Regions from separate parts of the Homo sapiens genome. Here region 2 is linked to region 1. Evidence: chromatin contacts called from ENCODE Hi-C or POLR2A ChIA-PET data. All regions are on one chromosome and are shown on one strand. Each heading gives the region's core, a stretch centred on a gene start or an enhancer-like site at or near the end of the contact. The rest is flanking DNA. Distances are from core to core; before and after follow the strand shown.

Region 1 (7,025 bases), core at 2,972-5,471:
ACCAATTCAAGAATAATAAGAGATATTTCTTGAAAGGGGATAGAGAGGTATTATACTTAGCATTCATTACAAAAGCAGTTTGTTAGATTTAGATGAGAAATGAATACTTAATACCTTTATAATTTGTTTTATGCAAATATTGGAGAGCTAGAAGACTTTTAAGCATTTTTATTCTGAATTTAAATAGGAATGCCTATTTTAAAAATCTGGACAAGTTCTACCTTTCCCACCTAAAAGTTGTTTTCTAATATCCTTGTGGTTTTTCTTCATATTGTTTTAAATAATGTTTTAATTTTTAAATTATTTCTTCCACTGAATAAAAAGGAAGCTTTGTCTTTTTCTCTTGGGAAGAAAAATCACCTGTCCTCAAGTTTTTAAAAGAACATATGTAAATATCACTTTTTGTAGATGGAATTGTTGTGTTTTATAGATTCAACCTAGAATGACACTGAGCAAATTGCCTCTTCAAGCAAATGTCTATCCCATGACCACAATGGCCTATATCCAGGATGCCAAACATCGTTTGACACTGCTCTCTGCTCAGTCATTAGGGGTTTCGAGTTTGAATAGTGGTATGTATTGCTTACACTCTTTTCCACTCTGAAAGGTTTCAATTCCAACTGTATACTTTTTCTGTTGGTCAGATGTGGTATAATCTCTAGTTAAAACCTCCCTGTCTTCTTTTCAGCTTTTTTCTTTCAACAACCAGACTATTAGTTAAGTTTGGGTTTTGTGAGAACAACATAAAAAGATGAATCTCCTAAATCTTCAGATGAAGAACAGGAGACCTAAAATTCCATGTCAAGATTTCTTTTTAAAGATAATTTGCTTCTCCTAATAGTATGTATTTTGCAGAGGTCTCCATCATCATTATGATTTAACGGATGTGGAAACTCAGATTCAGAGGTTTAGATAAGTTGCCTACGTTTGCAAAGTTGGGAAGTTGTGGTTCAAACTTAGGTCCTTTTCTGAATCATGGTCTTTCTATTCTGCTACCACCTGAAAGAAGGAAGGGAGTAGAAATGATAGAGATATGGGGATAAAGAGGTGTGGCTTTGAGGATTCCAAAAGAGAGAAAGTGATGCGCAGAAAGTGAGAGAAAATAGTCAATAGACACTGATTAATTTTTGCAAGTCTTTCTATTGAGAGGCTTTGATCCTTTATAATACATATTTTTAATTGGTTATCATACATGGTATCATTGGTCTTCTTACATTCTAAGAGTTGGTAGAGATACATATCTGAAGGAGCCAGATAATAACTGAGTGCAGATTCCTGGTGTGTCCTTTGACACAAGCCCACTTTTTACATGAGGCGTATACATGCATTCTGTATCTTACACACACACACAAAAACTGCTACTTCTCATTTTTCTTTGTGGCCTTCATTAGATAAGATCATATAAACTCATGCCATAAAGACATGAATTCGATTTTGAAAGTAGTAATGGTTCCACATCAGGGATCCAGTAGGGAGGGTTAGAGACTTGAGCAAACTGAAGAGCATGTTCCCGATGTGCAGTGGGGCAGCATTGTTGCTGTGTGGTTAGGGGCCCAGTGTTGCTAAATTCAATTTTTTTTTGAAGAAGAGTCCAGAAGTCTGGAATTTTACGTGAAGTTGTTCAATCTGTAAAATATTGATACAATTTTTTAAAAAACACTATGTTGAGAAAACATAAAACATCTTTGTGCCGTACATGACTCTTGAGCCACTCATTTTTAAACACTGCCTTAAATTCTCAAAGCTGTGCCCTAAATAGAGGACTAGACAGTAAGACTCAAGCCGTGGTTAACAAAGCAGCATTATCTCACTTCCTGGAAATGTGATGTACATTTCCTAATAAACCTCATAAGCATTTTTGATTCCAAATGGTGCTACTAAAAGTTTCGGAGAACTTAATTTACTCTTTAGGTTAATGTTTTGGAAAAAAAGTTTCATTTAAATTTTGATCTGTCCTGTCTCACTTTTAAATTTCTTATCAGATATTGTGAAACATTACTAAAGAAACACAGAAATACTATCCTGTTTTATGAATTTGTAGTAGCTACTTTGAGCTACTATCAAGAGAAAGCCCATGGTGTAGTGGGTTGTATAAATCCACCTCCTTGACTAGAGAGGAAATTTAGAGCAATACATCATGACTGCTACTTAAGTGATGCTCAATGAATGTCAGTATTAAATTATTCTGGTCAGTTTTGCTTGTTTGTTTGTTTGTGTGTTAGGTCAGATTGAAGTTATCATGGATCGAAGACTCATGCAAGATGATAATCGTGGCCTTGAGCAAGGTATCCAGGATAACAAGATTACAGCTAATCTATTTCGAATACTACTAGAAAAAAGAAGTGCTGTTAATACGGTATGAAAAAATAACTAGCATGATCTGATATTGATTGTTCTTTGTCACCCAAAACTTGAAATTATGACTTTCCACTTTTAAAATTTTAAAAATCATTTCCAATATTGAGATTTCTTTATAGTAGATGTGGCCCACATTCACAGAAAGAGAACTTCAGTTATAAATATCGTGTAAGATTTGCACTTAGGTCTTTTTATTTTTTATGTTTGCTTATTATGTAGATAAAAAATAATGACAGGAAATCACTTTGGGTAAATATTCCTGAAATTATTTTGAAAGACATAAGAATTGAAAAATTGAGCTAAATAAAAGTTAAAGAATAGAACTTAGTCATATACTTAGGAGATTAAATTTGGTAAACTTTATTTGAAATCTTAGTAAAATTTATTTGAAATCTTAGTGTACTTATTCTAGTCTTAGACTCTTCAGTTGAAAATGTATTTATATGTAGGTTTTCTATGAGGTTTACTCCTCAAAGCAAAAATCTAGTACTCTGTGTTGAATGGTCTGGCAAAAGCCCAGCTGGACCTGAATGACCTGACGATATGCTTGTTCAGGCAAAGTTATCTTCAGAGTTCTCCGTAAGTTATTGATCCACCCACCTTGGATAGCCCTGAGCATGGGCTTTTTCTTTTTGCTCTATTCTCCTTTCTGCACCTGACCATTGCAAGTCCTTTCTGCTCTTTTCAGCCAGTGATCGTACCTTTCACTTTATAGAGAGAACAGCCATTAGACAGGGCTCTCTGTTCCAGTTATCTAACATCTACTCCCACCCTTCCCATCTCTCCTCCTGTTACATTTAAAAGACACTTTACAGTCCATCATCCTAGGCAGGTCCCACCACTTGTCCTTGGAACTTACTCTCTTCACCCACCTCAGCATCCTTTTACTGTTCATTCTCTCCCTCTCTCTTTCTCCCTTGCTCCTCATATCCAACACTTCCTGGGAGATTCTTTCTGTTAGCTTTTGAACACTCTGTTTTCTTCTATTAAAAGTAGAAATGGAATACAGCCTTCCTTCAGACTCTTATTTCCATTTCCTGTAAGCTGCTATCCTCTTCTCTCCTACCCAATTGAGTCAGAGTTTATGAGATGAGTTTATTTCATCACTTCCTTCTCACAATCCATTTGTTTCAGTCTGGCTTTAGCCTCCATCATATTCTGAAAGAGCTCTTTCCGATGTCAGTAGATCCAGTGCATATTGACTTTCGTCATCTTACTTCACCTTTCAGCAGTATTTGGCACTGGCCATTGTCACTCTCTAAAATACTGCCTTGCCAGGGCTTCTATGGAGCTATGCAGTTTGGTTTTCCTCCTACCTGTCTGGCAGTTCTTTATCTCTCTAATAGTTCTCTACTCAGCCATTAAATCTTAGAGCTCTCAAAGCATGTCCCCTGGCCTTCTCCTTTTCTTATTTTTTATGCTATCCCTTGGCAATCTCTTCTACTCCTCTGGTTTTGTTTGCATCTTCCACACAGGTAGAAGCCACTAATACATATCTCCAACTTAGGCTTGTGTCTGACCTCCTGATTTATCTATCTAATTGCTTCCTGATATTCTCTGTTTAGAAGGACACCTCAAGTTTGACATATCCAAAACACTCATAATCTCTCTTCTCTCCCAAACCTGGCCCATTTTCAGTGTTCCCCCCAGTCAACAGCCACCGCCATCCATACAACTCCAAGACAGACATGAGTTCTGCCTGATAGACACTTCTCCCCATCAGCCTTTTCTCACAGAGTAATTGCCATCACCTATCTATCTCATTGCCTGAATATTTCAAATTTATAATCTTCTTTACTTCCACCACCCTAATCTAAAGTGACTTCCTGTATTTCCTGGGTCTAGCCTATACACATCCACCCTGTTCTCTTTCTGCCGTATGTCTGTTCTTAACCCAGAAGGCAGAATGGTTTTTTTTTTTGTTTTTTTTCAAAGCCACATCTAACTTTATTGCTTCCTGTTGAACCCTCTGATATCTTCTCATTGCTATCAGTATAAAAGTCAAAATTTCTTACCACGGCCTCCAGAGCCCCTCATGATATGGGCCCTGCATGTCCCCTAGGCATTGGCATTGGCATGCCTTTTACTGTGTCTGCTTTAGGCCCACTGGTTTCCTTTAAGTCCCAAGTACTTTCCATCCCCTCCTCCCCACCGCACTTTTGCACATGGCCTGTTATCCTCTGCCTTAGAGACTCTTGGTGATAGTTCCGGTTAGTGCTTACTTCATCAGCTGCTTCTGGACCAGGTTAAAAGCCCTTCCCCTATGCTGCCTCCAAACTGTGCATCTCACCTTCCTGCAAGTGTGCGATTATTTGATCCTGTCTTCTCCCCTCCTTTGGACCATAAACTCCATGAGAGTGGGGAATGTGCCTTTCTTTGCTTCTAGGATTGTTCCTGGCAGAGGACATGCCTAATATATGTCATATGAATGAATATCGAAATGCATAGATGAATGAGCTGTTAGAGTACATTTTGCCACTGTATTTATTGCAATTTCTGCCTATTACCTTGTCTTCATATGCATGTTGCATTCCTCCTACTAGATTCCAGGGACTTGTTGCCTTCATTTTCATTTGTCCTTATATTTGGTAGACATTCTTTAAACAAAATACTAGTTGATTGAATGAAATAGCAACAGCTAATTAAAGCAAAAATTCTTCCAGTATTTAGAATATTTTAGAAAAAAGAATTAGTATCCACTTTAGATGTCAAGAGCCATACCATTCTTGAGACTCATATTTTAAATCAATCACTGACAAGATAGCTTAGTTTTAAGGACTAAATCTGCATAGGAAAATCATTGTCTGAGTGCTGACAGCTACTGTCTTTTGCTCCTCCTGAAAAAGTTTCTCGCTTATATGACTTTATATTGACACTAATCTATAAAACTTCTGTTAACTGCAATAATAAAAATTTTCACATCAAATCTATAAAGCTTTGACTTAGAAGTGAAATAATTTGTTTATTCCCATTCAGAACTCCTTGGATAGTAATTGATTTAAATTTAATTTAATGTTTTTATGTTGATTAAATTTTTCTTTTACTCAAGTATAGATTCTGGGTCTTCAATTAATGGTTTCTTTTAAATAAGAAATGAACTAGAGAAGAGAAAATACATTTTAATGTCTAGTGAAAATAATTAAAAAGACACTTAATTGATGAAAGTTAATACCATGTAACTTGAATTTTCTAGAAAGAGTTCTTAATTTCAACTCAGACTCAAATATCTAAAATAATGATGGAGGGAAGTGAAGTAGGGGGATACTCCCTGAATAGGAAGAGATTTTAATGGGAAGCCCTGAGCATGACAGAGCCTCATGGAAATAATCCCGAGCTGACTAAGTGGAAGTAAGTCCTGTCCTCAGAGAATTCTGCAGAGAGTCAGTAAAAACAAGGACTTGGATGATATCCACTGTGTAATATGTGCAGGTGTCCAGTGAGGACTGTGGCTGCACGAGGTTGACCATCATTTATGCTAATCATCCTCAAAGCCAATAGAAATGGAAAATAGGATTCATCTCTTTGGCATTGCCAGGGTTTGAATGTGTCCCCCAAAAGTTCATGTGTTGAAAACTTGGCTACCATTGTGGTAATGTTGGGAGTGGGACCTTTGGGAGGCTTTTGGGTCATGGGGGATCTGCCTCATGAATGAATTAATGCCATTATCATCGGAATGGGTTAGTTATTGCAGGAGTGGCTTTGTTATAAAAATGAGCTCTCTTGCACTCTCTTGCCTTTTCACCATGTGATAATGCAGCAAGAAGGCCCTCACCAGATGCCAGTGCCATGCTCTTGGAATTCCCAGCCTCCAGAACTGTGAGCTGAATAAACTTCTTTTATAGATAAATTATCCAGTCTGTGGTATTCTGTTATGGCAGCAGAAAATGGACTAAAAACAGGCATTGACGGCTTTAGGATTTGTTTCTTTGACGGTTTATCCTTACCCCTTTCCTGCTACTGGTTGGTTAATGAGGCACTGAGCTAGGAACCCTGTAAGTGTTCAAGTGTTAAAATTGTGTTGTTGTACCTTTAAATATAAGGAGAAGAAATTGGGAGAGATCAGATTAAAATATTAAATACTTATATGGTTTAGAAAAGTGACAGCATAAGGGAGATCAACCAGGTTTAAGGGTAAATACTTAGGTGACCAGAAGATCTACAGTAAACTTGAGGACATATCCCACCAAGACCCACAACTCAGCTCCAGCTGATTGTTTCCACAATAGGACTGAATGCCTGCCCAGGGTGACACAGATTTCCAGTTTCTTGGGTAAAAAACAAAAAATGTGTTTTGGGTTTTTTGAGGTTGCTTTTTTATTATGAATTTTTTATTAAAGAGTTGGCTTAAAAACAAAAAAAAAAAAACATTTTAATACCATACAGACCTACCAAAATGTGTGATCTACAAATCTGCCCCACAGTCTTCAGCTACAGATACTTACCTCCAAATGTTATGATTCAATGTATTATTCTTCATTTTCTCTCCTCCTTCCTCTTTGTCTTTTTTACTCCACCCTTCCTCTCTAGTGTTCTTCTTTCATTTATTTATATTGCATTTGCTTATTAAATTAATAGATTTACTTCAACAGACATTTATTAAGTTCCCACCATGTTTCAAGTCAAACTGAATAAACAAGGGTAACTTAAAAAATGGTCTCTTACTATCT
Region 2 (7,025 bases), core at 1,673-4,172, 72 kb after region 1:
CCCATTTTATCCAGGAAGCAAATAACTTGATTTTGATTTACAGAATCCTAGGTGGAAGGTACATGCCTTGTCTCAGTTGAGACTTTAGACGTGGACTTTTGGGTTAATACTGGAATGAATTAAGAATTTGGGGGACTGTTTGGAAGGCATGATTGGTTTTGAAATGTGAAAGGGACATGAAATTTGGGAGGGGCTGGAGGGAGAATGATATGGTTAGGCTTGTGTCCCCACCTAAATCTCATCTTAAATAGTAATCTCCATAATCCCTTGGTCCCCATGTGTCAAGAGAGAGACCAGGTGGAGGTAACTAAATCATGGGAGTGGTTTCCCTCATGCTGTTCTTAGGATGGTAAGTAAGTTCTCCCAAGATCTGATGGTTCTCCTGAGATGGGAGGTTTTCCCCCTTAGCTCAGCACTTCTCCTTCCTGTCACCTTGTGAAGAAGGTGCCTTGCTTCCCCTTCACCTTCCGCCATGATTGTAAGTTTCCTGAAGCCTCCCCAGCCATGCTGAACTGTGAGTCAATTAAACCTCTTTCCGTTATAAATTACCCAGTCTTGGGCAATTCTTTATGGGGGTATGAAAATGGACTAATACACCCTGGGAATTTGTTTCTCCTCCTTAGGACAAAACAAAAGATACAATATTTCCCTCATCCCGTGCTCCAGTCTAGAAACATTTGAGCCCAAATATCTATTGTCTGTGATGGATCCGGTGCAATGAAATTAGCCAATGACCAAGTCTCTAGATCCTTTTAAATTGACTTGTTAAATAAACTTTTATTGTAGGTTCAGAGGTACAGGTGCAAGTTTGTCATACAGGTAAATTGCATGTCACGGGGGTTTGGGGTACAAATTATTTCATCATCTAGCTAATAAGCATAGTATCCAATTGGTAGTTTTTTGATCCACTCCATTCTCACACCTTCCACCCTTATGTAGGCCCCAGTGTCTGTTGTCCTCTTCTTTGCATTCATATGTACTCAGTGTTTAGCTCTCACTTATAAGTGAGAACATGTGGCATTTGGTTTTCTGTTCCTGCATTAATTTGCTGAGGATAATGGCCTCCAGCTCCATTCTTGTTGCTACAAAGGACATAATCTGATTCTTTTTATGGCTGTGTAGTATTCTATGGTGCATATGTACCACATTTACTTTACCCATTCTACCATTGATGGGCATTTAGGTTGATTTCATGTTTTTGCTACAGTAAATAGTGCTGTGATAAACATATATGTGCACGCGTCTTTATAGTAGAATGATTTATATTCCTTTGGATATATATCCAATAATGGGATTGCTGAGCCAAATGGTAATTCTGTTTTAAGTTCTTTGAGAAATCATCACACTGCTTTCCACAATGGCTGAACTAATTACTTTGTCACCAGCAACGTATAGACATTCCCTTTTCTCTGCAATCTTGCCACTATCTGTTCTTTTTTGACCTTTTAATAATAGCCATTCTGACTGGTGTGAGATGGTATCTGATTGTGGTTTTGATTTGCATTTCTCTAATGATTGGTGGTGTTGAACATTTTTTCATATGCTAGTTGGCCACCTCTATGTCTTCTTTTGTAAAGTGAATTGAGCTATTTATTTATTTTTAAATATCCTCTTATTTGGACTCTGCTAGGTCCTGGCTTTGAATGGATTTTCTCTCTTTCTCTTCCTCCTCTACCACTGAGAGTGAGCAGGGTCCTCAAAAGCTGCCGGGCTCCTGGGGCATGTGGAAGGTTGTGCCTGCATGGATATGGAGAGTAGTGTTGGGGATGGGGATTGCTACCTTTCCGTCATTTAGGGCTTTTACCTGCAAAGGCCCATAGAGCTAGCTTTATTCAGAGTTTCATTGCAAAGCCTCATTTCTACTTTCCCCAACTCTTCTCTCAACCAGTCCTTGCCTCCAAGGACACCCATAGAGTCCTTGTGGTCATTTCTCGTGGTTATCAGCCTCCCATGGCTCATCCCTGCAGCTGCAGGAGGTTCGTGGTCCTGCCATTACCTCTTGCAGTTGGTTGGGGCTAGATCAGCCTTTTGGCTGCCAAGGGAGGAATCAGGAGCTGTTCCACATTTTGGGCTGAAGGAAAGACGTTGTAATTATGGATTGAAAGCCCCCACTGTTGGCATCACTGACTGCCCCCTAAGCAGAGGATTACTTAGAAATAGACAGCAGGGACACCCAGATGGACGTGGCTCACCCGACTTTTACTGGCTGACCGCGATCACCTTTTTCTGACCTTTAGAAAATGACAGAGTGCTGTGTTCTCCTGACTAAGAGTGTGACTACTGGGGAAGGGTGGCAGAATAATCATGCCCTGGGATGTTGCCATTTTATTATTTTTTTCTTTTTAATCTTAGCACACAATCCAGGAGTGTGCTAAAATGATTTGGACCCTATCCTTGAGGAGTTTAGGATATTGAAGGATGCAATATTAACACAGACATAATAATCGAGAACAACATAAAGGAGTCTATAATGGCTGCATAATTGTGTGCAATTGCCTGATGGGATAGTAGGAGGAGCCTTGAGGGCTGTGGGAGCCAAGAAAGCCTTCAAGAAAAAGTAACTTAAGCTGAGTCTTAGAGAATGTGCTGGATTTGAGTAGGGAGATGGAAGGGCATTCTAGGAGCCAAGACCAAAGGGGAAGGGACAGGAACTGTTTATTAGATGCTAAAGAAAGCAGTACAAACCTGAGGCATGGAAGGACAAGCTGGGAAGGTCTTTAACTGTTAACCCAGGTCCTGAAGCTCAGGGGTGAATCTGATCAGGTGTGAATCTCTTCTATGCCGAAGGTCCAGAGAGTGATTCCTCAAGGTCACAGAGCAGCCATGGTGCCAGATGCTGTGGTGTGTCTGTGCAGTCATAGGCTCAAAGCACTTCTCACTCAACCACATTGCATTTGCTCACAACTCATAACCCCTTTGAAGCTTGCCAAAACACAGGTGCACTTTTGTTTTGAAGACAAACTCTGAGAGCTGCTGATGGGACTTTTTGAGGCCACCATTGCTTCTGCAGCTGCTCATATGCTTCAAAGAACTGAGGCCTTAGCTGCAGGGGCAGGGGAGCCGTTGACTTCTGAGGTTTAGGTGGCAGGTGCCTTTTCTGCAGTCACTCCCTCCCTCTTTGGAAGCAGAGGGTGCTAGCCTCCTACAGAGAGGACTGTGAGCTCCCCCCTTGTCACGGATGGCCCTGCAGTGCCAAGTGCTGACAGGAGGTCGTGGCTGCTTTCAGCGGAGCATTAGCCCTAATAGGTTTGGCAGGATTTTAAAATAATCAAAACAAAGCAGGTTAGAAGGTTTGATGGGGGAGGTATGTGGTGACTGCTTGAGCTCAGATCACATGGTATGTCCAGCAGCCTGGCCCAGAACAGCTCCAAGGCCTGATGCCAAGGGTCTGGGCTGAACAGAAATCTGAAGTGGCTTTATCAGAGAAATTAGTGTGTGATTAGAGCTGAGAAGAGTCACGAGTCTTAACTTCTGTTTAGCACTCCAAGAATAAGGTGTCCCGTGTGGTGCCAAATTACTCCCTCTGGGCAGTCTAAAGCATGAGTGGGATGCTTATCCAGGGAGCACGGTGGAGGAAAGGTGTGGGGGCTGGGGGGAGGCTGTGGGGTGAAGAATGATGCAGTGCCATGGAGTAAGCTGTAGACAGACCTGCTTTGGCTTTGTTTGGGGGTGGGGCAGGGTGTGAAATACTTTCTGTACTGATTTCTATCCTGCGATCAGATACCTAGGACGTGTGTTAGAGCCAAGAAGAGACAGAACTTGACCACGTTGGGTATTGCTTGATTTTTTTTGTTTTTTAATGAGGTCTTGCTCTGCCTCTCAGGCTGGAGTACAGTGGTGCAATCAGCTCACTGCAGCCTCTGCCTCCTGGATTCAAGCAATCCTTCTGACTCAGCATCATGGGTAGCAGGGACTACAGGTGTGTGCCACCACACTCAACTTTTTTTTTTTTTTTTTGGTAGAGATGGAGTCTCCCTATGTTGCCCAGCCTGGTCCTGAACTTCTGACTCAAGTGATCCTCCTGCCTTGGCCTCCCAAAGTGCTGGGATTACAGGTGGGAGCAACCATATCTGGCTGGTATTGCATTTTTAATACAATTGGAATAGTATATTAAATATTTTTGAAGGAAAGAATAGACCTTCACTATGGTGGAAATGAAAGGAGTTACCCACCTCATTTTCCTTATGGTAGAACATTGTATTCCAGCCACCACAGGCACTCCAGCCTGTGGCTTTCGGTTGTGAATGACAGCCCACTGAAGTGACTTGTCCTTGCTATCTTTGTCCACAGCAATCCTTGGTTTTGCTCTCACTTTTGCCAGGGCCTCTCTTCTGCATCCTTGATGCCTTTGTCTTCCAACTCTGAATGTTTTTGGCAAGGACAGAGATGTTAAAAAGCTAGCAGGAGGGGCTGGTTCTGACAAAGGACAGGCAGACAGTGCACAGGTGGTGCACCCTAGCCTAACAAAGGCTCCTTTGCTCAGTGGTGGGGAAGAACTGCTGCGTGGCTTTGCTGGAAATCTGTCCCTGAAGCCTAGATGGGCCTAGCCCTCACCTGGCTAGGGATTGTCCCCAAAGCTCTTTTACTGCTAATTCAAGCAGAATGGAGGACTGACACTAAGAAAATAGGCTATCTATCTCATGAAACACCAGGGGAAGACATGTCTAGGTTTGGGACCAGCATCTTAAAGTGTTCAGAAAGTAACACAATTCCTCTCTCTCCCTCTGTCTCTGTCTCTCTGTCTTTATGTGTGTGTCTGTCTCTGACTTTTGAGGCTCTTGCTCTCCACTCGTCACTGTGTATCTGCTTTATTTTTCTCTTATTACACCAACTTTTGCTATTTCTTCAAGCACATGGCAGAAGACGGCTGCCTCTTATCTGGCAATTTTACAAAGCCCTCAACTCAGGCAAACAGTAGAGCTGTTCCTATCAGTGCCAACTCCAAATTCACAGAAAAAAATCTGATTAGTTTAGATTAAGTCAGAGAAGGTTAAAAGGGTTCTGAGGGAGGGATGTGATTGCCTGATTTCTGATCACAGTATATGCCTTAATGGTATACAGGCTGTCCAGAACAATTCCAAGACTATGGTCCTGGGGTGGCATGGTATGGATAGAAAGCTCACAAAATGTTCACATAGACAATTAATATGGCTGCCTGGACCCACATGTACTAGAGCTCAGAGAGGCATATGTGTGCAGGTACATGCTCACACATGTGTATGTGTGAAGCATGCATGTGTGGTCTTATGGTTGGGTAGAGACCCCTTAAAGTGCCTATCACATCAGATAGAAGGATAGATTTCTAGATAGAAGAAATTTGGGCCCATCTGTTATCTAGAAATTTCTTTTGTTGAAGGCTTCTTCCTGCTGTGTACTTCGGCAAAGTTCCTCATTAACATGGCCCTCCTGAATTGGGAGATTTGGTCCCAGATTCTCTAATCATCCTCTGTCTTCCCAGGGTGGAGAAGCTGATATATGCTGGGGAGTCTTTTGCGAATTTACATTTCCTTTAATATGCATTGGGCACAGATGGTTACCAGGTTGTCTCCGATTCATAAGTCTTCTTTCATCAAGGGCCGATCAAAATTTAGTGCAAGCAGGTTTAAAGGGACAAGCTTTTAGGCTTGGAAATGTGCATATAAATAAAAATGTTGCTGTAGCGGCTCCATTGTTAATGAAAGAAAAATGATCCATGTCCTCTTCCTGGATAACGGAGTCTCTGAATATATTTATTTCAAGATTTAGGTGCTGAGGGAACCGGCCACAAATCATAGAGCAACCATTAATGAGCCTCTGTCCCTACCTGTTTAGCTTATTAACTGCCTGTTACCTACAGTTCTATATCCCACTTGGGGACAGAAAATGGATGCATCAGCAATGCAAAGGCTGAAAAACACAGAAGTTAATCAAAAGCACATGGGAGCCTGGAAATGTAATCAGAAGATATGGGCTGGTTGTTTATTGGGGTACTGGGAGGTGGCTGGGAGGGAGGATCTGGTGCTGTCTGATATGAGATTTGGCTAATTAAATCCCCCTGTCCTTTAGTCAGTGTCCTCTCCACTCTGTGCAAGCTGTGGACATGAAAGGAATAGTCCCTGCCCTCAAGGAACCTACATGCTAATTGTGAGGCATGCTCTACATGCTGGAATCACAGAAAGCAAACTCAGGATAGCGCTGTAGAGGCTACATGAACCATTGTTAAAGTACTAAAAAATGGTAGATTGTTACACAGTAGAAAGAGCTTAGCTGAGAGAGAGGAGGTCTTGGATTTTGCTTTGGTTCTATGATATGACAGTGGCTGTGTCATTCACCTTTTCCCATCTTGATTTTCTGATAAAATAAGAGTTTGACCTGGATCATTGACTAAGGGTATTCATGAGAAGCACTTTAGGTATTCATGAAATTGGAGTAAAGACCGGAAGTTACTGAGATTTCAGGAACCTTCTTTTGGCTACTTAGCAAAGTAGAAGTTTTAATTCATAGAGAAGAAAGATGGAGCCACCCTTGGCAGGGACCCTTGTGTACATCAGGGTGTGTGTATGTGGAGGGAATGGCCTGCCTTGTGGGCATGAGAGCCAATAAAAGAGGGGAGTGGGTATCAATCACAAGCACAGAGATGGGCAGAACCAACTAGGCAGGTAGGCAAACCAGAGTTCAACACCAAAACCAACAGCTATGTTCTTTAACCCGAATATTCAGAAATCTTCTCAGTTACTTCCTAACTTGAAGGCAAAATTCTACTAAAAGCAGCAACAGTCTTTTAAAAGTAATTTGAAGACACAGATAAAAAACAGAAAACTAAAAAGCCTTGGCTCCATGATTAATTAAAAGGATCAGCTCAAATTTACAAAATTGCTTTAATAAAAGAAAACACAAAATCGCATACATGTGCCTCCATATGTTAATGATGGCTATTTTTCTTTGTTTTTCTGCTGCTGCTACAGCCATGTCCCATCTATCACTTGGTTTCGGGCATCATAATCAATTGACTTTACCATAAACAACATGTTGTACATGCAGCAACT

The links. A loop is a pair of places that touch in the nucleus more often than their neighbours do. ChIA-PET counts read pairs that join two places held with the same protein, here RNA polymerase II (POLR2A). Pooled maps may share reads with other maps.
Region 2: a loop to region 1 is called in a map of CD4-positive, alpha-beta T cell, with 3 times the contacts of the local background. The contact joins two enhancer-like sites. A Hi-C loop is called at or near these places in 6 of 168 maps with a recorded cell type or tissue (CD4-positive, alpha-beta T cell, CD4-positive, alpha-beta memory T cell, CD8-positive, alpha-beta T cell and 1 more) and 8 of 50 pooled maps. POLR2A ChIA-PET finds 5 or more read pairs at or near these places in 11 of 52 experiments (CD4-positive, alpha-beta T cell, CD4-positive, alpha-beta memory T cell, CD8-positive, alpha-beta memory T cell and 8 more).

Annotation. Positions count from the first base shown.
Region 1 is chr5:109,845,435-109,852,459 of GRCh38, forward strand. MAN2A1 (mannosidase alpha class 2A member 1) reads left to right here. Exons shown (of 22, transcript NM_002372.4): 18 at 431-572; 19 at 2,223-2,356. Among named protein-coding and RNA genes, the nearest start is that of LINC01848, 34 kb to the right of the region's middle. Within about 2 kb of position 4,222, at least 2 of the 41 ENCODE cell types and tissues checked have a DNase peak (open chromatin) inside an H3K27ac peak, as active enhancers do; they include CD8-positive, alpha-beta T cell, where a contact is called at or near this core.
Region 2 is chr5:109,918,954-109,925,978 of GRCh38, forward strand. No RefSeq gene overlaps it. Among named protein-coding and RNA genes, the nearest start is that of LINC01848, 39 kb to the left of the region's middle. Within about 2 kb of position 2,923, at least 4 of the 41 ENCODE cell types and tissues checked have a DNase peak (open chromatin) inside an H3K27ac peak, as active enhancers do; they include CD8-positive, alpha-beta T cell, where a contact is called at or near this core.